Linked DNA regions of Homo sapiens: all the other regions are linked to region 1. Evidence: chromatin loops called from intact Hi-C (ENCODE). Cell type or tissue: mammary epithelial cell. All regions are shown on one strand.

The links. Hi-C counts contacts between places; a loop is a spot of excess contacts. Peaks named below come from ENCODE experiments on the same cell type or tissue, not always from the same donor. Only the 100,000 strongest peaks of a DNase experiment are listed, where the experiment ranks them.
Region 2: a loop joins it to region 1, with 6 times the contacts of the local background. A loop is called at or near these places in 5 of 110 quality-filtered maps.
Region 3: a loop joins it to region 1, with 9 times the contacts of the local background. A loop is called at or near these places in 3 of 110 quality-filtered maps.

Annotation. Positions count from the first base shown.
Region 1 is chr5:69,090,624-69,098,623 of GRCh38, forward strand. It overlaps SLC30A5 (solute carrier family 30 member 5), which reads left to right and starts at 3,391. Exons shown (of 16, transcript NM_022902.5): 1 at 3,391-3,715. The coding sequence starts at 3,633. RefSeq lists silencers at 3,104-3,213, 3,544-3,833, 3,879-4,173 and an enhancer at 3,314-3,413. In mammary epithelial cell, a CTCF peak has its summit at 3,192 (motif pointing right); a DNase peak (open chromatin) is centred at 3,308; H3K4me3 peaks cover 1,442 bases; H3K27ac peaks cover 1,372 bases.
Region 2 is chr5:69,019,828-69,027,827 of GRCh38, forward strand. The region is part of intron 1 of LINC02198 (long intergenic non-protein coding RNA 2198); the gene reads right to left. Among named protein-coding and RNA genes, the nearest start is that of LINC02198, 6.1 kb to the right of the region's middle. In mammary epithelial cell, a CTCF peak has its summit at 4,517 (motif pointing right); no DNase peak of the experiment used is centred here.
Region 3 is chr5:69,410,910-69,418,909 of GRCh38, forward strand. RAD17 (RAD17 checkpoint clamp loader component) reads left to right here. Exons shown (of 19, transcript NM_133338.3): 19 at 3,122-3,892. The coding sequence ends at 3,383. MARVELD2 (MARVEL domain containing 2) reads left to right here and starts at 4,207. Exons shown (of 7, transcript NM_001038603.3): 1 at 4,207-4,261. RefSeq lists enhancers at 3,984-4,867, 4,868-5,750. In mammary epithelial cell, a CTCF peak has its summit at 4,081 (motif pointing right); DNase peaks (open chromatin) are centred at 4,232 and 5,992; H3K4me3 peaks cover 2,238 bases; H3K27ac peaks cover 3,042 bases.

The DNA of each region.
Region 1 (8,000 bases):
TAATATTTAACATCTATTGAGTGACATTTTATACTATTCATAGTGCTACAGGAAAGGGGTCCAGATCCAGACCTCAAGACAGGGTTCTTGGAGCTCATGAAAGAAAGAATTCAGGGCCAGGCTTGGTGGCTCACGCCTGTAATCCCAGCACTTTGGGAGGCCGAGGCAGGTGGATCACCCAAGATCAGGAGTTCGAGACCAGCCTGACCAACATGGAGAAACCCTGTCTCTACTAAAAATACAAAATTAGCTGGGTGTGGTGGCGCATGCCTGTAGTCCCAGCTACTGGGGAGGCTGAGGTAGGAGAATCGCTTGAACCTGGGAGGTGGAGGTTGCAGTGAGCCGAGATCATGCCATTGCACTCCAGCCTGGGCAACAAGAGCAAAACTCCGTGTCCAAATAAAAAAAAAATTCAGGGCAAGTCCATAAAGTGAAAGCAAGTTTATTAGGAAAGTAAAGGAATAAAGAATAAAGAATGGCTACCCCCATAGACATCTCTTAGAATGTCTTAACTGTCTGGGAATACAGCCCAGTAGGTCTCAGCCTTATTTTACCCAGCTCCTATTCAAGATGGAGTTGCCCCGGTTCAAACGCCTCTGACAACAGTTCTGTTAGTCCAAACTGCACCATTTTGTAAGCTCCCCACTAATTTTGCAGACCTTGGTCAAAGTGAAACATTTCACAGGGGTTCGGGGCTGTAAGAAACATCCTGTCTAACCACTTGACCACAAGGCAGACAAAGGCCCAAATAAAGAAACATCCCTATCATATCTTGCTGGGCAAAGTTCCAAGGAATACCATGATGACATCTGCCAGAACAAGGGCCAGAACTGCCTCATCACAGGAACATCTTATCAATATCCTGCCAGGCAGCAAGCCATACTGCCCAGACCCTTACCGCCCATACCTATAAATACCCCCAGCCTATAAGCAGTGGTGGGCTCTGGCATTAAGCTGGTCCCCCACATCTGTAGGTTTTATGCTGGACATAAAGCCTGCATTTACTGTCGAGCCGCCCTCTTTCTGTGTGTGTGTGTGTGTGTGTGTGTGTGTGTGTGTGTGTGTGTGTGTGTCTTTCTTTAACCCTCCTGTTCCCTTCAAAACCTAGCAAGTTCTAGAGACTTTTCACTTATTAACACATGTATAATCCTCCCAACAACCCTACAATATAAATATTACTATTCCTACTTTGCATATAAAAAAAAAACTGTGGCGCAGAAAGGCCAACTAACTGACCCAAGATCCCACAATTACTAAGTGGCAGAGTTGGGATTCAAACCAAGACTGACACAGGAACCCACATTCCTAAATTTTTAGCAACAGAAAAATAACCTTTATAATACCCAGTCCTACTTGTCAGAGGCGTTTGACCCAGAGTGCCTCCATCTTGAATAGGGGCTGGGTAAAACAAGGGGGAGACTTACTCGGCTGCATTCCCAGGAGGTTGGGCATTCTTATTACTATTATTATTTTTTTTTTTTTGAGACGGAGTTTCACTCTTGTTGCCCAGGCTGGAGTGCAATGGCGCGATCTTGGCTCACTGCAACCTCCATCTCCGGGTTCAAGCCATTCTCCTCCTCAGCCTCCCGAGTAGCTGGGAGTACAGGCATGCACCACCCCACCCGACTAATTTTGTATTTTTAGTAGAGACAGGGTTTCGCCATGTTGGTCAGGCTGGTCTCAAACTCCTGACCTCAGGTGATCCACCCGCCTCAGCCTCCCAACTGCTGGGATTACAGGCATGAGCCACTGTGCCCTCTGCCTATGGAGTAGCCATTCTTTTATTCCTTTACTTTTTTAATAAACTTGCTTTCACTTTACTGTATGGACTTGCCTCGAATTCTTTCTTGCGTGAGATCCAAGCTCTCCTGGGGTCTGGATGGGGACCCCCTTTTCAGGTAACACTACCTGACCTGTTTTTACAGATGTGCCTGGATTACACAGTTTCACAGGCAGAATTTAAAGAAAATCAACGCTTTCCTTTTCAAAAAGGAGACAAAACAGTTTGCAGCAACACTTAACAAAATCCTCTTCCTTCTCCTATGTTCTGTCCTCACACAGTTGGATTCCAGGGCCTCTAGCAACAACGGTTACCAGTACTCCAGGCCCCACACAAAAAGCCACAAAAGCAGTCACCTTCCTCCGTTACTTTATTTGATAGATGACCCCAGGCTCCCTGTGGCAAAGAAGAATCCTTTCTTTTTCTTTCTTTTTTTTTTTTTTTCCAGAGACGGTCTTGCTCTGTTGCCCAGGCTGGAGCACAGTAGCATGATCATGCCTTATTGCAACCTTGACCTCCCACGTTCAAGCGATCCTTCCGCCTCTCCCTCCTGAGTGGCTGGGACCACAGGCATATGCCACGCCTGGCTAATTGTTTTTGTATTTTTGATAGAGACAGGGTTTTGCCATGTTGCCCAGGATAAGAATGTTTCTTTAGAAATCTGGAAATTGCCTTTAGGTTCCCTTAGGAGTAGGAGAGAAGGCCATGAAGTTTCGCACGTGGTCACTCCTAGAAAATTGCCCTGGGATAGTTTGCTGAGGAGGCAAATTTTGGTCAATACTAGTTTCTCCTCTCCAAAGTCCATCAAAGGCATTGTTCAAAAGAAATGGCCGTACCACTATTTGTAATTGATTCTCTACAGCTTCAAAAATAGTTATCTCTGGTTGGGGGAAGGGCACGTGAACTTTTAAGACTTCGGGCCTTCTCATCACAAAAATGATCCATACTCACAAAAACTTAGAGGCAGAGGGTATGTTAACCTAGATTAAGAATCTCTAGGCCGAGTGCGGTGGCTCACTCCTGTAATCGCAGCACTTTGGGAGGCCGAGGTGGGTGGATCACCTGAGGTCAGGAGTTCGAGACCAGCCTGACCAACATGGAGAAACCCCGTCTCTACTAAAAATACAAAATTAGCCAGGTGTGGTGGCACATGCCTGTAATCCCAGCTACTTGGGAGACTGAGGCAGGAGAATCGCTTGAACCTGGGAGGTGGAAGTTGCCGTGAGCCGAGATCGCGCCATTGCACTCCAGCCTGGGCAACAGGAGCGAAACTCCATCTCAAAACAAAAAAAAAAAGAATCCCTAACGCAGAGGAAAAGATTGGTGAGCTTTGTTTAATCACACACGCTGTACATTTTCCACGCCCTCCCCCTCTGCCCTACAGGAATCCGCTGTACTTCTGACGGCCCATAGGTGGCACTGTAGGGACAGGTAAGTGCACAGGGAGCGCCACCCGGAGAGGCTGATAGGAGGCGGAGCTTCAATGCGACACAACGTGGCGGGAGGAGCCTAAGGGACGAGGAAAGGCGAGTGTTCTGCTTGCGCAGACGCAAGGCTGGGCACTCCCCCGGGAGTGAGGGTTGCTGGGCCTGATGACGTGGCTTGGCAACGTCCCTACCGCCGCTGCTTCCCGGGAACCTGGCGCCGCCGGAACTGATCGCGGCCTAGTCCCGACGCGTGTGTGCTAGTGAGCCGGAGCCGGCGACGGCGGCAGTGGCGGCCCGGCCTGCAGGAGCCCGACGGGGTCTCTGCCATGGGGGAGTGACGCGCCTGCACCCGCTGTTCCGCGGCAGCGGCGAGACATGAGGAGACCCCGCGACAGGGGCAGCGGCGGCGGCTCGTGAGCCCCGGGATGGAGGAGAAATACGGCGGGGACGTGCTGGCCGGCCCCGGCGGCGGCGGCGGCCTTGGGCCGGTGGACGTACCCAGCGCTCGGTAAGGGACCGATCCGGAAGGCAGCGACCGGCCGGGTCGCTCAGGATGCACTTTCTCCGGCCTCCCTCCGGTCTCCGCTGACAGCCCGGGACGTCCCGGGGTCGGCGCGCCCTCTCCCCCTGCCTGCCTCCCTGCGCGCAGGCTGCCTCCGGGCTCCCCGGGCTCTTCGGGTGCCTGCTGCAGAAGGAAGGCGCTAAAGCCAAAAAGCTTCTGCTTGAATTTCTGGGTTACAAGGCAGACAGTCAGTCTTAGAACTGCCCGCCAGTTCACGTGAGAGGTTTTTCTGATCTGTGAGAAGCCTTTCTCTTGGCTGTTTCTCCCTGAAATAGTCTGGCGACTACTTAACCTTTCTGACGTTTCCCTGCATAAATTAGGGGAAGGTGTCACCATCAGCTCTCTTCAGGCGACGAAACCAAAGTACATACGTGAACTTGGATGTTCAGGGGAACTTGGATGTTCAGATTAACTGAGCACATCGAGGGTCCAGCCCCGTTTTCTTTTTTTATTTTGTTCTTAAATAAGAAATGTGTCCTCGTTGTCAAAAAAAAATCTAAACAGCAAAGCAATTCATAGAGTAAAAAGTGAAAATTCCCACTTCCTCTCTTCAATTCTCCCACCAACCCGAAAAGTAAGGGACCAACAGGTGCAGCGACCACTTTCTAGTGTATCCTTCCTAAGTTCTGAGATAGTGTCGAAAATGCACAAAATACAGCCCTGCAATTTGGCTGGAACTGGTGTTCTTTGCCTCCATTTTTAACGAGTTCTTCCCATTCTGGAATAAATACTTCTTTGATATTTAAAGAAAGTGATAAATGTGATAAATTCTTTAGAACTGTAGTAATAGCATTATAACGTAACTTTTTTTTTTTTTTTTTTTTTTGAGACGGAGTTTCGCTCTTGTTCCCAGGCTGGAGTGCAATGGCGCGATCTCGGCTCACGACAACCTCCGCTTCCCGGGTTCAAAAGATTCTCCTGCCTCAGCCTCCCGAGGAGCTGGGATTATAGACATACTCCACCACGCCTGGCTAATGTTTTGTATTTTTAGTAGAGACGAGGTTTCTCCATGTTGGTGTGGCTGGTCTTGAGCTCCCGACCTCGTGATCGGCCTGCCTCGGTCTTCCAAAGTGCCGGGATTACAGGCATGAGCCACCGCGCCCGCCCAACATAAGCATTTGTTATGAAAAGGGAAGAACACCACATAGGACAGAACTTAAACCAACTGCATTTTTGTAGCATAAATTTAATTTTCTAATCTATTTTGAGCATCTCATTTTGTAAATAACAGCATATCAGATGTTAATTCTTGAGACATGACAACTAAATGCAATAGGCAATTCTGGTCTGATTTGGTAGTAGGGGAAAAGTGCTTTAAAGGATGTTACTGGGTCAATTGACAAAACTGGACTATGGACAGTAGATTAAATAAAAGTTTCATATCAGGCCGGTCGCAGTGGCTCACACCTGTAATCCCAACACTTTGGGAGGCCAAGGCAGGTGGATCATCTGAGGTCAGGGGTTCGAGACCAGCCTGGCCAACATGGTGAGACCCCATCTCTACTAAAAATACCAAAAAAAAAAAAAAAATTAGTTGGACGTGGTATGCGCCTGTAATCCCAGCCACTCAGGAAGTTGAGGCAGGAGAATGGCTTGAACCCAGGAGGCAGAGGTTGCAGTGAGCCGAGATCGCACCACTGCACTCCAGCCTGGGTGACAGAGCGAGACTCTGTCTCAAAAAAAAGCATATCACTTAAATTTCCTGAAGTAGACAGCTCTGCTGGTTTTATAAGAGAATGTCCACGTTCTTGGGAAAAACAAGTATTTAAGGATAAAGAAGCATGAAGTATGTAACTTACTCTCAAATAGTCCAGGGGAAAAAAATACCTCTGTGTGTGCATTCAGAGGGAGAGAGAATAATAAAACACAGGACGATACATTAACAATTACAGAGTCCAGGTAAAGGATATACTACTCTTGTAACTTTTACGTAAACTGGAAATTATTTTTAAATGAGTAGTTTAAAAGTGCTGTTTATTCAAGAGTGTAAAGAGTGTATTGTCTCAGGTAGGGAAATGTGGTAAACAATCCTTTGCTATTTTATTTGTACTACTTACTTAGCAGAGTTGCCCTTCTATTGTAGTTTATTGCAGAATCAAATTCAACTCCTGACTGGTTGAATTTTGATGGATTCCAGGTTGCAAGAGTAAAGGAAGGATGAGGTCCTGGACGGAAAATGTGGAAATTAAAAAGAAGTTTCCCCTCTTAACTCTGCTTACCATTCTCTCATTTAACTCCAATATCCCAAAAGCCAGGCTTCAACCTTCCAGAAGGACCCTTCTGGAAAACTTACCAAATCTCCAGCAATTGTCTAGGTATAAAGTAAACGTAGGCTAAAGCAGGAGGATCACTTGAGCCCTAGAGTTTGAGACCAGCCCTAGTAACACAGTGAGACCCCTGTCTCTACAAAATATAAAAATTAGCCAGGCACAGTGGCAGTGCCTATAGTTCCAGCTACTTGGGAGGCTAAGGCAGAAGGATCACTTGAGCCTGGGAGGTCAAGGCTGCAGTGAGCTATGATCCTATAAGTGCACTGCAGCCTGGGTGACAGTGCAAAACCCTGCCCCGCCTTTCCCCTCCAAAAAAAAACCCCAAAAAAACCCCCACAAAAAACCAACAACAACAAAAAAAAAGTAAATGTATATGTACTAGAAAAAAACAGAACACAAAAAACACCCTTAGAGATTTTAGTTGTTTCTTCCCTTCCTCTCTTTTTCTTTTTTTTTTTTTTTTTTTTTTTTGAGGCGGAGTCTCGCTATGTCGCCCAGGCTGGAGTGCAGTGGCGCGATCTCGGCTCACTGCAAGCTCCGCCTCCCGGATTCGCACCATTCTCCTGCCTCAGCCTCCCGAGTAGCTGGGACTACAGACGCCCACCACCGCGCCGGGCTAATTTTTTGTATTTTTAGTAGAGACGGGGTTTCACCGTGTTAGCCAGGATGGTCTCGATCTCCTGACCTCGTGATCCGCCCGCCTGGGCCTCCCAAAGTGTTGGGATTACAGGCGTGAGCCACTGCGCCCTGCTCTTTCTTCTCTTTTTCTTTCCTTCCCTTCCTTCATTCCTTCCTTTCTTCCCCTTCCCTTTCTTTTCTTTCTGACAAGTTCAGTTCCTCTGTTGCCCAGGATGGAGTGCAGTAAAATAATCATGGCTCACTGCAATCTCAAACTCCTGGGCTTAAGCAATCCTTCCACCTCAGCCTCCCCAGTATGTGAGATTGCAGATGTGCACCATCATGCCCAGTTCATTCTTTAATTTTTAGTAGAGATGAGGTCCCAGTATGTGAGATTGCAGATGTGCACCATCATGCCCAGTTCATTCTTTAATTTTTAGTAGAGATGAGGTCTTGCTATGTTGCCCAGGTTGATCTCGAACTTCTGGGCTCAAGCAGTCGTCCCACCTCAGCCTCCCAAAGTGCTGGGATTACAGGCATGAGCTACCATGCCTGGCCTGGATTCTTTGATTTTTAAAGTTCCAATTAATGAACTGTTGGGCTAAAGATGAAAAACCAGGCTAAGTAACCTATATTGATAAGCAGACATTCCTAGTTCATGTTATGAAGGAAAAACAATGGCGTCGATTTATCAGGACGTGGAGACGGGAGAGGAGAGGAGAGGGAGGCTAATTTTTAAAAACTTTTTGGAGAGACGGGGTCTCGCTGTATTGCCCAGGTTGGTCTTGAACTCCTGGACTCAAGTAATCATTCTGCCTAGGCTTCCCAGGCATGAGCCACCATGCCTGGCCCATCCCCCCACACCCCCAATTTATAAACCATTATTTCCCATTAACTAGTCTTGTCAAAGGTTATCACTGGACTTTTCTGTGAAGGTTTAGAAAATTCCCTGGTTCTCGCCAGGCGCGGTGGCTCATGCCTGTAATCCTAGCACTTTGTTTGGGAGGCCAAGGTGGGTGGATCACCTGAGGTCAGAAGTATGAGACCAGCCTGGCCAACCAGCATGGCAAAAACCCATCTACTAAAAATACAAAAATTAGCCTGACATGGTGGCAGGCACCTGTAATCCCAGCTACTCAGGAGGCTGAGGCAGGAGAATTGCTTGAACCCGGGGGTTCAATCAAAGAAAATTCCCTGGTTCTCTAAACATGGAATTACTGAAATCTGGATTTAGGTTCAAACCTGCCTCTTGGGCTTTGCCTACTGCAGTAGCTCAACAGTTCTCTGGCTAAAAAATAAAAATCAGTGTGTAATTCAAGTTCAATTCATTTAATAAATACTCA
Region 2 (8,000 bases), 71 kb before region 1:
AATGGGTAGCGAGGTCATTTAGGGAGAGCAGGACACAAATCCAGCAGACGATGACAACTTGCTTGATGTGTAGAGAGAAATGTGTGAAACACGTGTTCTGAAATCCCAGACTAAGCAACTCTGGCTGGATCACTTTACGAACCTCAAATTCAGCCCAGATTCATAAATCCTTGAAGAAAATTCAAGCCAATTTTGGAGTTTCTGACAAGCTCCAGAGGCTGAATGGATCAGGCACAATTTCACTTGGTATTTAGGATTATTGAGTCTAACCTGAAACCTAATGCAAATTCATGGAACACAAACTCCTTACAAATTGAATAGATGCAAATACAAAGGGCTTCTGAGCCATCTGGACTGCACATGCTGAATGTTGGAAGTTTTTCCATCTCAATAACATGGGGGAGGCAGGGAGAACTAGGCTGGCAAGTTCTCCCCATCACCGACTCTGCAATGTAGTACATTTGCCACTCCTGTGAATTTGCATTATTTCAAATAGTGCAATACACAAAGTAATAATAATAAAGTTTCACTTTGTGACCAAAATTTAAAACATATGAATCTCCTTAAATGTGGAAATTTGTCAAAATTTGCAAAATTTCAAGGGGGCAGGCTGAGAAGTTTGTAAGCTGTGTTTTTGTTACTGCATTGGAAAGTGTCACTTTAACGGGTTACAGAAATACCTGCCATCGTTAATCAACAAGCACTGTTGTGCAGGCACAACCACACTTCGGCCAATGGTCTTAGTGGCCATCAGGGTCTTATTTTAAATTTCACAGTAGTTAAGAATTAAAGTCTTTTGAATAGTCTATAACAGTGTCATCCAACAGCTCATGTAAGTGATGGCCCTACTGCTGAAAAACGTGCTGGAAAATCAATAGCTGTGGACTGGAAGTTAGATGTGATAAAAAGTTATGAGGAAGGCCAGATATCAACCTTGATATGCTCTGTTGTTAAATTAAGAGGGAGCACTGTGTAAATGATGTAAGGCTGAGAAAACAAAGGCAAAAATAGACCACAATAGGTGTGGGGCTTTGCACTTTGAAGACACATCCCTTCTACTTTACTTCTATTTCTATGGGAAAATTAACTTGAAATTGTGCAAGGTTTGAATTAGGCAAGATCTTTAGGAGCATGTCTTTTGAATTAAAAGCCACCATCCCGTATTTTCTTAATAACTTTACTGAAATAGATACGTCATAAATATATATTTTTATGCCATAAAAATAAATGTATGCCATAAGATTCACTCCTTCTACATGTATAATTCAATGATTTTTTAATAAATTTACTCACTTGTGTAACCATCCACATCGTCTAGTTATATTTTTTATTTTTTCCAGTTTTTATTTTTATTACGCTAGTAAGATCTCTCAATGCCCATTTACAATTAATCCTCATTCCTTCCTCCAACCCCAAGCAACTACTAATCAACTTTTTCTCTTTTAGATTTGCTTTTTTGGACTTTTCACACAAATGGAATCCTACAATATGTGGGTTTTCTGTCTGGCTTCTCTCACTTAGCATGATGTTTTTGAGGTTGAGCATCCATGTTATCACATGTATCAGTATTTTGCTCCTTTTTGTTACTGAATAGCATTCCGTTACATGGATCCTGTAGCAGTTTTTTTGTTTGTTTGTTTGTTTGTTTTGGTTTGGTTTTTGGCTTAAATTTAGATGGCCCAAAAGTATAGCCACTTCTTACTGTGTGTCAGATGTGGCTATGAAAATGTGTGGTAGATACTAATCAAATATGGCCTCCAACAATTCTTCCCCTCTCTGTATACAGATTGAGAGGTGGAGTCTATTTCTCCTCCCCTAGAATCTGGGCTGGCCCTATCACTTGTCTTGTCCAAAAGGATGTAGCACCAGCTGGTGGGGCATGGTGGCTCATATCTGTAATCCCAGTACTTTGGGAGGCTGAGGCAGGCAGATAGCTTGAGCTCAGAAGTTTGAGACCAGCCTGGGCAACATGACAAAACCTCGTCTCCACAAAAAAATTTAAAGAAATTAGCCGGGTGTGGTGGCATATGCCTGTGGTCCCAGTTCCTTGGGAGGCTGAGGTGGGAGGATGGCTTGAGCCCAGGAGGCGGAGGTTGCAGTGAGCCAAGATTGCACCACTGCACTCCAGCCTGGGCAACAGAGCCAGACCCTGTCAAGGGAAGCGAAGGGGAGGGGAGGGGAGGGGAGGGGAGGGGAGGGGAGGGGAGGGAAAGGAATGGAATTCTGAGACTTCTAAACCCAGACCTTAAGAGAATTGCAAATTCTGCTTCCTCTTCTTAGAAGCCAGCTGTCATGCTGTAATGAAGCTGGCGCTACCCAAAAAGATATGTTGAAGTCCTAACCTCTGGTACCTATAACTGTGAGCTTATTTGGAAATAGGCTCTTTGCAGATGGAATCAAGTTAAGATGAGGTCACTAGGGTGGGACCTAATCCAGTTTGACTGGCATCCTTATGAGAAAAGGAAAGTCATGTGAAAACAGAGATGCACAGCAAAAATGTCACATAGTGACAGAGGCAGAGATGAGAGTGACACAGCTGCAAACCAAGGAATGCCAAGGACTGCTGGCCACCACCAAAAGCTGGGAGACAGGCATGAACCAATTCTCCTCCAGAGCCTTTGGAGGGAGCACAGCTCTGTTGACTCCTTGATTTCAGACTTCTGGCCACCATAACTGTGAAAGAATCAATGTCTGTCATTTTAAGCCATCCAGTTTGTGGTGTTTTGTTTGTTAAGGCAGCCCTAGAAATTAATACCCCTGTTCAGGAGCTGGGATTTTACTCTGGGTGCAAGAGAAATTCCTGGAGCTCCAAGCAGGGGTGTGGCATCATTTGATTTGCACATGGAAAATGCATGTGTGTGGTCTCAAGAAGAGCTGATCAAATAAAACAGGGAAGCCAACTGGAGGTATACAATGTTGGTGACCATAACCAGGGTGGTGACAGTGGCCTTGGTAAAAATGCACAGATTTGGAAGATATTTTGGAGACAGATCAGCATGACTTGATGGTGGATCAGAAGTGAAGAATGAAGGAAAGAGGTCTCAAGGACACATATAGATTTTTGGATGACATCTAAGGTTTTTGCCAATTCTCAGAGCTTATGGCATCCATGAGAAGAGTGTTTCTGTGTCTGGAGATGCCATAGGTGAATTCCTGGATGATTCCAGGAGTGAATGTGGGTGCATCAGAAAATTTCACCCATCTTGGCCCCACTATTTGGTTCCCACTGTGAGCCAGTGCTGGCTGGTCTCCCTCAGTCCAGCTGCCCAAAAGTAATAAATAATCCCTTCATGTTTGTCTCATCAATAAATATATTCTTTTTTTTTTCCAGAAAAAAGAGAAGAAGAAGTTGAGGCTAGACTACTGGATAAGATATCACAGGCAGAAAGCTCTGCACAATATGAGGCCATCTTGGATGTTCCAGCTCCAGCCAAGCTCCCAGCTGAATACAGCTGCATGAATGACCACAGCTCCACCACATGGAGCAGAGAAACCACCGAGCTTAGCCCAGTCAACTCACATAATCATGAGAAATAATGCATGATAGTTGCTTTGAGCCACTCCATTTTGGTTGTGTTTGTTTGTTTGTTTGAGATGGAGTTTTGCTCTTGTTGCCCAGGCTGGAGTGCAATGGTGTGATCTCGGCTCACTGCAACCTCTGCCTCCTGGGTTCAAGCGATTCTCCTGCCTCAGCCTCCCGAGTAGCTGGGATTACAGGCATGTGCCACCACACCTGGCTAATTTTGTATTTTTAGTAGAGATGAGGTTTCTCCATGTTGATCAGGCTGGTCTCAAACTCCCAACCTCAGGTAATCCGCCCACATCGGCCTCCCAAAGTGCTGGGATTACAGGTGTGAGCCACTGCATCTGGCCAGCTTTGGTTTTTTATGGTGTGTTATGCAGCATTGGTAACTGAAACATCATGATTTCACCAGTCTTTCTCCTTCCCTTAATTCTTGTTAATTATGTTCTCTTTTAATTTTTATAGTTTTATTCCATTCTATGGAGATTTCTAGTGGACCCTAAATTTAACATCACTTTCTTGGCTGTTTGTGGCACATTGAAGAGTTTTATGTCAATCTGCTTCCTGATATTCATATGCTGAAATCTTGGGACAACATTTTCTAAATGGTCTGAAGAGAATCGCCTGGAGAGCTTTATAAAAATTGATTCTCCATTCTCCCCTCCACGCCCTCACAGTGATGGATAAGAAACTGGTATCCAGCTGCTCCCGAAACAGTGTACAAGTTAATTTGATAATCTCACCAAGAAAGCTATTTCAATAACTCAATTAAGTATTTCCTGAATTTTGATTAAAGGAAAAAACAGCATGCTAAACCCTATGCATAAAGATACAAAAACTATCAAAATATAACCCTTACCCTCAAAAAGTTTATAATTAGATTGCAAAAAAAAATGCATGGCAATATGTGATTAACATTCAATCAACCCTTGAAGTTGACTAACAAATCGCCCTTCAAGTTTCACCCTCAGCATGCCCTTTGAGTTGTCCAACTCTAGGGGGCACCATTCACAAAGAAAACCACATGAACGGTGCCTCCCTAGAGCTGTTTAACAGACTGCATTCAATTGCAAAGATAAAAAGGGCTATGACTATTCCTGCATATAGTTCAAGAGTTGGAACTTGTTGCTCATCTTTGTCGATTCACATTCTCCGCCCAGCACCTGGCACAACACGGGTGCTCAATAAAGCTAAGTCAGTGAACATCACTGAGATGACAAAATTTCAATGGGCTTTGGTGGTCAAGGAAGCCTTCATGAAGGAGAGGAGAGGAGACTGAAGGAGGAGAGGAAACTGAAGTTGGACACTGGAGAAAGGGATGAAGTGAAAGAGGCATCATAGGAGCTAAATAGGCCTAATGAAGCGTTGCTTCCTTCAATGGAGAAGAAATCCTCAATGTGGAACTAGATGAATACACTGATCAGCAAATACCACTGGATTCATGCTTACCCAGGAGCCTTAAAAACTGCCTTCCTCAATTCCAGTCATCTGCATGCACCTCAGATAAGATAAAGATACAAAGAGGAAGAAAGTAAGTGCCACCATAACAACACCCCACATGGAAGGGTCTATCTCCTGCTTTGAGCAACACAGTTCTCTAGAATCACAGATCAGGGGAGTCCAAGGACTCTCTTTACAGTTTTTTTTGTTTTTGGGGGGGTTTTTTTGGTTTTTTTTGAGACGGATTCTCGCTCTGTCGCCCAGGCTGGAGTGCAGTGGCGCGATCTCGGCTCACTGCAAGCTCCGCCTCCCAGGTTCACACCATTCTCCTGCCTCAGCCTCCCGAGTAGCTGGGACTACAGGCACCCGCCACCACGCCCAGCTAATTTTTTGTATTTTTAGTAGAGACGGGGTTTCACCGTGTTAGCCAGGATGGTTGATCTCCTGACCTTGTAATCTGCCCGCCTTGGCCTCCCAAAGTGCTGGGATTACAGGTGTGAGCTACCGCGCCCAGCCTACAGCTTTTTAAATTGGAGTGGCAAGAACTACAGAGCTGCAATATTGAGCTATGTCTCCATCTCATTGTACCTCTGCTGTATTTGAATGGGAGCTCCCAAAAAATGAGACTAATCCTAATTTCTCATCTTCTGATATCATCAGAGTCTGTAGAGGACTTCAGATGGCTGAGAAGCCAAGCGAAGTCTGAAGAAGACATGTGTTTGAAGCAGGAGGCACCCAAAGATGGTCACACAACTTTAGTTGGAGCCCCCAGCACTCGATGGCAAAACATAATGCTTCCATGCTGGTTTGAGAGGCTGCTCAGGCATAGGTCAGAAGAAATGCGTGCTCAGGAAAATATGCGAATTAAAATATAAAATACATCCCCCAACATGAACCCTCTGTCAGCAGGCTGATATAGACTGCTACCACGTCATATCAGTGGCTAGACTGTTAAGTAGGTGAAGATCTAAAGCAAGGGTATCTTATTGACTCATGGGTTTACAGACCCTTCCTACAAAACCAACAAGTCCCTGAGAAGGAAAAACAAGCATAACTTTCTATTGGTCTAAGACAAAGTACAACTCAGCCATGGGTGACATTCTGTGCAAATGCCATGGACCAATTTCTACAGTGTTCATGAGTCTAGAGTGGGAGGAGTGGGTGGGAGAAGGTGGGCCCTGTGCAATTTGGATACTTCACAAATGTGAAATATTTATTTGTAATTTATTTATTATTTGTCCCAGACAAATGTGGCCAGGCCTAAGGTATTACAAATAAATATTCTAGAGAAAGTTGTTGTGTTAGGCACAGAGGTTGTGACCAGGACACCCACTGGAAGAAATGAAATGGGAAGAGAGAACCAAGCATGTATGGCTGAGCCCCTTCTGGGGACGGCATCTTTCTTTCACAGTGGCCCCTTCTTGGGAAGTAGGCATTGTCTTCCACACACAGTAAGCTGCCACCTTGCTGTGCTGGCCCAGATCTGCCCACGACTCTTTCAGTAAGTGTAAGTTTCATTCCCCAGTTACCTCTATTAGGAACAAAGCTGTTCTTCATCAATTTATTCCATGTTTCATTACCCAGGAAAGAGGGGTGTTGTATATGCTCCTTCCAAAGCCCCTAGAGTGACCTTCTGGCCCTCCCATGCCTTCTGAGGAAGAATCAGAGAAAAGACTTTGCTCTGTCTAACTTCTGGAAACTGTTGCAATGATCTCAGTGTTGGGTAAAATGAAAAGCTGGAAGAGCCCAAGAAAGGTCAAATTAATTTACTCATGAGAAAGAGTATGGAGCTCATCTGGAAAGAATATAATAGACCTCGGAGGTGAGAGGAAAAATCAAAGGGCTAGAGTTTACAGAAAAGAGGCTGCAGAGAGACATTGAGAAGCAGCTAGGGTGCTGAGGTGGCCTTCAGGAAGAGAGATCTATAAAGATGATCCCGGGTGGTGCAGTTATCCTTTGGCTCCCTCTCCAAGAGGCATCTGTCTTGATCAACATACGTTGTTTTTCAAGGTGGGTGATTTTTTCAGCCAGACTTGGATTTCCTTTGGATGTCTCAGTATGCTGAGAGTGGCGTATAGGACAGCTCTGTTTCACTCAAGTTATAATACATTGGGACTGGCTAAAAAAGATAAAGGAAAGGGAAACATTTCCCAGAGTGCTTTGCAGAACACTGGTACCCACTTAGAGATTTACAATGGATATTAACATTCCAGTCAAGGTTCTGGAAAAATGGTCAGCAAAAGAGCTTATATGTCTTTAATCAGCAGCTCCCAAATGTAATGTGCCACAGAGCTTTTTTCATGTAAGACATCTTGAGAACCCTGGCACAAAGGACAAAACAATAAGATTCAAAATTACTGCTTGGTGATATGAGGAGAGAGCACATTAGATATTATCAAAAGAAAATTATAGCATTCATATGTCTGCCTATGAAGAAACTGTTTTAACTTCAGCTTCAGTTAAAAGTTAACTGTTGGCCAGGCATGATGGTTCACGCCTATAATCCCAGCACTTTGGGAGGCCGAGGCGGGCGGATCACCTGAGGTCAGGAGTTCGAGACCAGCCTGACCAACATGGAGAAACCCTGTCTCTACTTAAAATACAAAATTAGCCAGGCATGGTGGCACATGCCTGTAATCCCAGCTACTTGGGAGGCTGAGGCAGGAGATTCACTTGAATCCGGGAGGCAGAGGTTGCAGTGAGCCGAGATCACACCATTGCACTCCAGCCTGGGCAACAAGAGTCAAACTCCATCTCAAAAAAAAAACAAAGTTAACTGTTTTAATGTTAACTTCAACCAAGAGGAACTCCTGTCATAAAAGAAATTGGATGGAGGAAAGGAAGTTGGCGGAGAGGGAGGAGGTGACGAGAAATCATCTGCCATGGCCACAAGAGAACGGGAGAGTGCAGCTCTTGCAGAAAAAGAGCTAAAGACACAAGTCTCCTGCTTGTTGGAGAGAAAAGAAGCTTTGCACAGGCAGGGCCAATGTATGCTACATTAGAGGGAAGCCTTCCATGAAATCAATAGAGGAAAACA
Region 3 (8,000 bases), 320 kb after region 1:
TCCTTCATATTTTCTTATTTTAGAAAATTTAAACAAGCAAAAAATAGATGTCTGTCTATATATATATATATATATATATATATATATACTGTTCATTTTATTGGAAAGTAGCTTCTGTGCCATTATCAGTGATTAACACAAAACTTATATTTCAGTTTGACTTAGCTTATTTGTAAGATCGAATTAAGCACTTAGGAATTGTTTAAAGATTTTAAAAATGGCCGGGCGTGGTGGCTTATGCTTGTAATCCCAGCACTTTGGGAGCCCGAGGCAGGTGGATCACCTGAGATAAGGAGTTCAAGACCAGCCTGGACAACATGGTGAAACCGTGTCTCTACTAAAAATACAAAATTTAGCTGGGTGTGGTGGCACATGCCTGTAATCCCAGCTACTCAGGAGGCTGAGGCAGGAGAATCGCTTCAACCCAGGAGGTGGAGGTTGCAGTGAGCCAAGATCACACCATTGCACCCCAGCCTGGGCAACAAAAGCAAAACTCCATCTCAAAAAAAAGATTTAAAAAAATCTTGCTTACTGAATGCATGGACAAAAGTAAGTGATAGAAATGGCACCTCTGACTCCTCCTACCTTTTCTCCTATTTCTGGTCCCAAATGGAAAACTCCTGTGATGTGAGCTTTTTCCCCCTCTTTACCCTCCAAGATTCATTAAGGCCTTTGTAGTGTTAATGTTTTTTTCTGTATACTGGCTTAGCTATGTGGGGCCCATCTTTCCTATCGCAGAAAGACCATGATGGATGGATCTTGAAGCATCGTCCCACTGGGATGTGATCAGGGCTTACACATTTCATAAACACTGCTTTTCTTCTCACATCCCTCTGAATGAAAGCAGGACCAAGTCTCTTTGATGGCTTCTCTCCCCAACCCCCTAAGATTATGGCATCAAAATAAAGACAAGTATGTTCTATTGTATTTTTGCTCCTGAGATGTATTGAGTTGCTGCAATTTACACAAGGCTAAATTGAATGAGAATCTTCACTATTTTATTATTGGTTCAACTACCTACTTGATGTGACTTGAGAGGCAGTATTTTCTTTTCTTTTTTTTTTGTAGACGGAGTCTAGCTTTATCGCCCAGGCTGGAGTGCAGTAGCACGATCTCGGCTCACTGCAAGCTCCACCTTCTGGGCTCACACCATTCTCCTGCCTCAGCCTGCCGAGTAGCTGGGACTACAGGCGCCCGCCACCACGCCCAGCTAATTTTTTGTATTTTTAGTAGAGACAGGGTTTCACTGTGTTAGCCAGGATGGTCTTGATCTCCTGACCTCGTGATCCGCCCACTTCGGCCTCCCAAAGTGCTGGGATTACAGGCGTGAGCCACCACGCCTGGCCACGAGAGGCAGTATTTTCAGTGCTATATATTACAATGACTGGTACTATCTTTTATTTATGTTGACCATATTTAAAACCATTGTTCATATGTTTAGTATTTAGTATTAAATATTAATACTTAATATTTAATAGGTGTTTAATTTCCTGTAATTCAACCTACACGTTATTTTTGCCCATTTAGCTTTTTTTCAGCTTTTACTATCCCAGCCTTATAGATAAGTCATCATGCACTTCAAATACTATTTACTTAGGGTGAATTCCTACAAATGAAATTGCTGGATCAATAGGTATATACCTTTTGGGGCTTTTCCTCTTTATTGCCAAATTGTTGGCAAGAATATTTTGCCAGTTTTGTATCCACTTACAGTGTATCAGTATGTTCTTTTCTCCTAACCCTTGCCACCACTGGGTTTTAAAAGTATCTTTGCCAGTTTAGAAGATGACAGTAATAGGCCAGGCGCAGTGGCTCATGCTTGTAATCCCAGCACTTTGGGAGGCTGAGGTGGGTGGATCATCTAAGGTCAGGAGTTCGAGACCAGCCTGGCCAACATGGTGAAACCCTATCTCTGCTAAAAATACAAAAACTAGCTGGGTGTGGTGGTGCCCGCGTGTAATCCCTGCTACTCCAGAGGCTGAGACAGGAGAATCGCTTGAACCTGAAGTGGAGGTTGCAGTGAGCCAAGATCGTGCTACTGCCCTGTAGCCTGGGTGACAGAGCAAGACTGTCTCAAAAAAAAAAAAAGATGACAGTAGTAGCTCATTATGTTAATTTTCATTTTTAAAATTACAAATTAGATTTAACAATTTAGGAACCATTTGTATTTGTTTTATAAGTTGTCCATGTTTGTGCCCATTTTTCTATTTCATTTTTTCCTTTTTAATTTGTAAAAATTCTTTACTGAAGGCTGGGTGTGGTGGCTCACACTTGTAATCCCCGCACTTTGGGAGGCGGAGGCAGATGGATCACCTGAGTTCGGGAGTTCAAGATTACCCTGGCCAACATGGTGAAACCCCATCTCTACTAAAAATACAAATTAGTTGGGCATGATGGCATGTGCCTGTAATCCCAGCTACTTGGGAGGCTGAGGCAGGAGAATCGCTTGAACCTGGGAGGCAGAGGTTGCAGTAAACTGAGATTGCACCACTGCACTCCTGCCTGGGCGATAGAGAAAGACAGTCTCAATGAAAAAAAAGAAAAAAGAAAAATTCTTTACTGAAGACATTATTTCTTTTTATTTTTAGGTGTTTTTGTTGTTGTGGTTTGGTTTGGTTTTTTTGTTTGTTTGTTTTTTGTTTGGAGACAGAGTCTTGCTCTGTCGTACAGGCTGGAGTTCAGTGGCACGAGCTTGGCTCACTGCAGCTTCTGCCTCCTGGGTTCAAACAATTCTCCTGCCTCAGCCTCCTGAGTAGCTGGGATTACAGATGCGTGCCACCACGCCTGGCTAATTTTTCTATTTTCAATAGAGATGGGTTTTTGCCATGTTGGCCAGGCTGGTCTTGAACTCCTGGCCTCAAGTGATCTGCCTGCCTTGGCCTCCCACAGTGCAGATAGTACAGGCATGAGCCATCGTGTTCAGCTCCTTTTTGTATTTTAAGTTGTAGGAACTTATTCAGTTTGTCATTTACCTTGTAGTTTTGTTTTTATAGTTAAAGGGACTAGCTAAACAGCACAATGTAGGTAAATGAAAGATGGCTTCATAATCATCACACTCATGGTGTAATTTAAAAATCTTCTCCTTTGGTTCTTATTAATGCCTGCACTGTGAATCTGACAGATTGAAAATGGAAGCCCTGACTGACAGGGAACATGGAATGATAGACCCTGACAGCGGAGATGAAGCCCAGCTTAATGGAGGACATTCTGCAGAGGAATCTCTGGGTGAACCCACTCAAGCCACTGTGCCGGAAACCTGGTCTCTTCCTTTGAGTCAGAATAGTGCCAGTGAACTGCCTGCTAGCCAGCCCCAGCCCTTTTCAGCCCAAGGAGACATGGAAGAAAACATAATAATAGAAGACTACGAGAGTGATGGGACATAGAAGCCAGCCTGCTAATCAGATTGCTACTTCACAGCTTCATTTTTGTTTCATTCAGTGGTACTTCAGCAGAGTTAATATGCTTTTCTGATGAATTACACAACAGTTTGTTAATTCTTCATTCTTGTAGTATTTCATCACAAGAAACCTACTCTTCTGTCATCTTGAAGTAAATAGAAGATCAAGCCTTCAAATCTCTTAATTTTTTCGGTATTTATTAAATCTGTGAGTGGTTTAAGGAGCGGTCAGTGTGTATAAAGTGTGTTTGAACATTATGCCAAATATCAAGATGTGAAGGACTAATTCAGGATGCAAAAACGTTATTGGGGGGTTGTAAATATCAACTATTCAACAGTTTAGGATGCAATTACGAGTGTAAACTGTGTGCCTTATTTACACTTTATTGTCTCCCGCTTCTCAGATAGTTTTGATGTGTTGTACAGTGGAATATCTTAGATACTTTTTGGAAAGTATTTACATAAGTTATATCACAATTAAAATGTTGAATTTAATTTTGTTTCTCCTGTCTTTTAACATTATCTAGCACGCACTCGCTGCCATGGGTCCTTAAGCACAGTGCACCAATCTCCCTCCCCCAGTGTCAAACTTTTCAAAAGATAGGGAAGAGGATGGCAACGTTGCGATGAGAACTGTAAACTCTTTCCAAAAGAGCCCAGTGTGTGGTCATTGCCGCGACGTGCCGGCTGGTGGCACCGAGCAGCCTGGGCCCAGAGCGGTTGTCGGGCCGACAGATCCGGGCGGGGCAAAGCCGGGCGGGGAAAGCTGGGCTCGTCCCGTCCCGGCCCCGCCCCCACCCCGGGAGCCCGATACCGGTTTCAGAGTCCTGGGCAGCGTGCGCGCTCTTCCTGGCGGCTGCGCAGGTAAGTGGGACCGGGGTGGGGCCACGTGACCGGGAGAGGAGGGCCCGGCGGCCCCCGGCCCAGGTGTGCTGCGACGGACGGCTGCCCGCGCTCGGCGCTCAGCCTGCCATAGCCCGCGGGGGAGGCCGGAGCCAGGGATCCGGGGAGGCCCGCGTCCCGCCAGGTTTCGCTCTGCGGACGCAGGTGCGGCCGAGCCGCCGTCCTTCCGGGCGCGGGGCGGGGCGCGCACCTCGGGGCGATCTCGGTGCTCCTTACCTGGGAGGTCTCCCGGCTTAGTTTCGGCCTCGTTGGGTCGGAATCTCCAAAGACAGTGGGTTTCAGCCAGAAACGCGAAGACGAACGCCTAGCCGGCGCGGGCAGAACCGAGGACACAATGAGATTTGTGGGACCGGGCGCCCAGAGGCTGGCGCGGGGGAGACCCCACAGCTAAAATGCTCGGTACCCCCGGGCAGTCGTGGGTTAGTTAGAACCGCAGAGCCTTTCCCGACCCCTCGGAAGCGCAGAAGTATCCGAAATCTACCCGTTTCTTGGGTCCAGCAAAACTTTTAAGCCAGGTAAACCGGTGGTTCTGTTTGTGTAAAGGTGACCAGGCATGATTCCTGTGACACTTTGCTGGGGCAGCCATTTCTCCTGCCATTGCCGCGGCTTTCCAAGATGAGTGTCCAAGAGTGGAGTAAGGGTCCGGGGCCTGAGCAGGACAAAGACACACGCTGCCGCGACCTGCGGGACCAGAACGAACTCTCAGTGACATCTTGAAAGACATTAGGGGTATCCAGATATTTAAGATGTAATGAAATACAGCTAACCATTCCCTTCTAAAAATCACATTATCTTGCTTTTCCACAACTCTTTAATAATTGCTTGTTTTTTCTTTAAAAATGGATAGGGTGGTTTGATTCAAATAAGCCACTTCACAGGTGAAGAGTTAAATCCATTACAGTGAATCGTATTTTTACCAGTGAGTTGAATTAAGCATAGCGTATCCTGTAAATGCTGTGTAAAACTTGCTAAAATCATTTGTTGTGCTTTTGCTTCTACATTTCTTAGGAATGTGTTTCAAAAACTAGAGTCGTAATAGCATTTCTAGAACTTACACTTTTTTAGAGAAAGAAAGAGAAAGGTACAAAAATAACTGATTGTTATAATATACAGAGCCGCTTTGCATTGGGCACCCTGCTGGGGCCATCACAGTTAATCCTCTAAGGTCGGAGTGCCCTATTAGAAGACCCTGGGTTTCCACCGCATTCCCTTGTCTCCAGTCTGTACATACCCTGTGTGCCTTGCTTGCCCTCTTAACGTCTCTACCTGGATTTTTAACGCATCTGAAACACTCTTCAGTCTGCTGCTCCCCAAGGCTAAGCTGGAGGGGTGGAGAATGAGGTATAGATAGATAAAATGATCAGATGTCTGGGGTTTACTTCAGAGGACTCTATTGGCAGAGGAAATAGTATGGGGAGTATAAATGAAACAAGTTTGGCCATAAATCGATAAGTGTAGAAGCTGGATGTGGGTACACAAGGGTTCATAATGCTATTCTTTCTACTTTTTATTATGTTTGAAAAATTCTATAATAAAAATTTTAAATACCTGTCTAGCATTTGACCTCTTCTCAAGATCTCAGTGATCCATTGGATTATTTCAATGGCCTAGCCAGTCTTCCTGTTTTACCTCTTGCCTTCTGGAGTGTACTCTCAACACAGCATCCATAGTGATACTGTTAAAACAAGTCAAGTCATGTCACTCCTCTATTCAGAATCCTCCAGTGGCTTCTCATCTCACTCCTAGCAAAAGACAAAGTCCTTTCTTTCCAGTGGTTTTCAAGGCCCTACATGATTCAGATGGCCTCAGTTCTACTATTCACCTTCTTACCCACTTTGCTGCTGCCACAGTAGCTTCCATGCCTAAATATTTCTTGAACATACCAGGCACTCCTGCTTCAGGGCATTTGCGCTAGCTATTCCATCTGCCTGAACACTTGTCCCTGATAATGGCCTGGCTTCCTCCTTCACCTTCAGTTCTATACTCAGATATCCCTTTCTCTGTGAAGATTTCCCTGCCCACTCGGTTTAAGATGGTAACATCCTGTCCCCATTGCAGTCTTTACCCCCTTTCTCAACTTTGTTCTTTAGCATACTGTATATTTCATTTATCTATCATCTGTCAATCTGCCCGGCACTCCCCCGGTTAAAGCATCATGAAGGCAAGGATTTCAGTCTGGTTTGTCCACCAGTATACTTTCAGCATGCCTGGTGCAAGGCAGGTTAAATGAAGGGTCTTCGTTTTCCAAAGTAAAATAAAATAAAGCCTTAGGAATTTCCAAATTGTTCAACAGTATAAAGATGGGGTTATCAGACCAGGTGCAGTGGCTAACGCTTGTAATCCCAGCACTTTGGGTGGCCAAGGCAGGAGGATCGCTTGAGCCCAGGAGTTCAAGACCAGCCTAGGCAACATAGTGATACTTAATGTCTACTAAAAATTTTAAAGAATTAGCGGCCGAGCGTGGTGGCTCACACCTGTAATCCCAGCACTTTGGGAGGCCGAGGCGGGTGGATTATGAGGTCAGGAGATCAAGATCATCCCGGCTAACATGGTCCCCATCTCTACTAAAAATACAAAAAATTAGCCGGGCGTGGTGGCGAGCACCTGTAGTCCCAGCTACTTGGGAGGCTGAGGCAGGAGAATGGCATGAACCTGGGAGGCGGAGCTTGCAGTGAGCCGAGATGGCACCACTGCACTCCAGCCTGGGCAACAGATTGAGACTCTGTCTCAAAAAAAAAAAAAAAAAGAATTAGCTGGGTATGGTGGCATGCACCTGTAGTCCCAGCTACTCAGGAGGCTGAGGCAGCTGGAGTGCTTGAGCCAGGGAGATTGAGGCTGCAGTGAGCTATGATTGTGCTCCTATGCTCTGGCCTGGGAAACAGAGTGAGACCCTGTCTTAAAAATATTAAATAAATAAAACAATAACAAAAAAGATGGGGTTATCCATTTTAATTTTGAGACCTTCATAGTATCAAGTACAATACCATGTGCCCAGTTTAAGTCTTCAATAATGAGTCTTGGCAGGGTGTGAATGAAAAAATTTTTTTAAGTCTTCAAACAAAATACTTATAAACAATTCGAGAGAGAAATTCAGCATACCTTAAAACTAGTAGTTAATTCACAAATGGTTTCCTTCTTTCTGTATATGGGTGCAGAGCATTGATTTCATGAATCAACAGGCTTAGTAAAAGTGCATTTTCTATGCTTTATTTTTGAGGTGGATTGAATACCTTCTGAGATACTTGAGTCTCTCCTTGGGAACAGTAAATCACCTGAATTGCCCTCGAAAGAGTAATAGTAATGGTCATTGCTGCCATTCTCTATTGTGCCTTGGGGGAGCCTTAGCCTTTGGTGATGTTGTCTCTGAGATTCAACTTTTTTACATCTAGTTTCAATTGTTAATATTTTAGACTGGAAGAAGCAAGTCCTCTAAAATGACTTTGTTGATTTAGGAAGGGGAAGGGCTGTGCATACCCTGTGTTTTAACAGACTGCCTCTCCTAGGCTATTCCAAGTGAAAATGAAGAATATTTGCTGACCCATCAAATTTCGCTACACTCAAACTCTTAGTATTTTGATTTAGATGTTTGAGGAAATGACTCTACTTGGGAGTGTGTTCGCGTTCTGTTGTGTTAAAGTTTTGTCACTTTTGTTTTTTATTTTATTGTTTAATAGGGCTCACAGATAAATTAGATTTATAA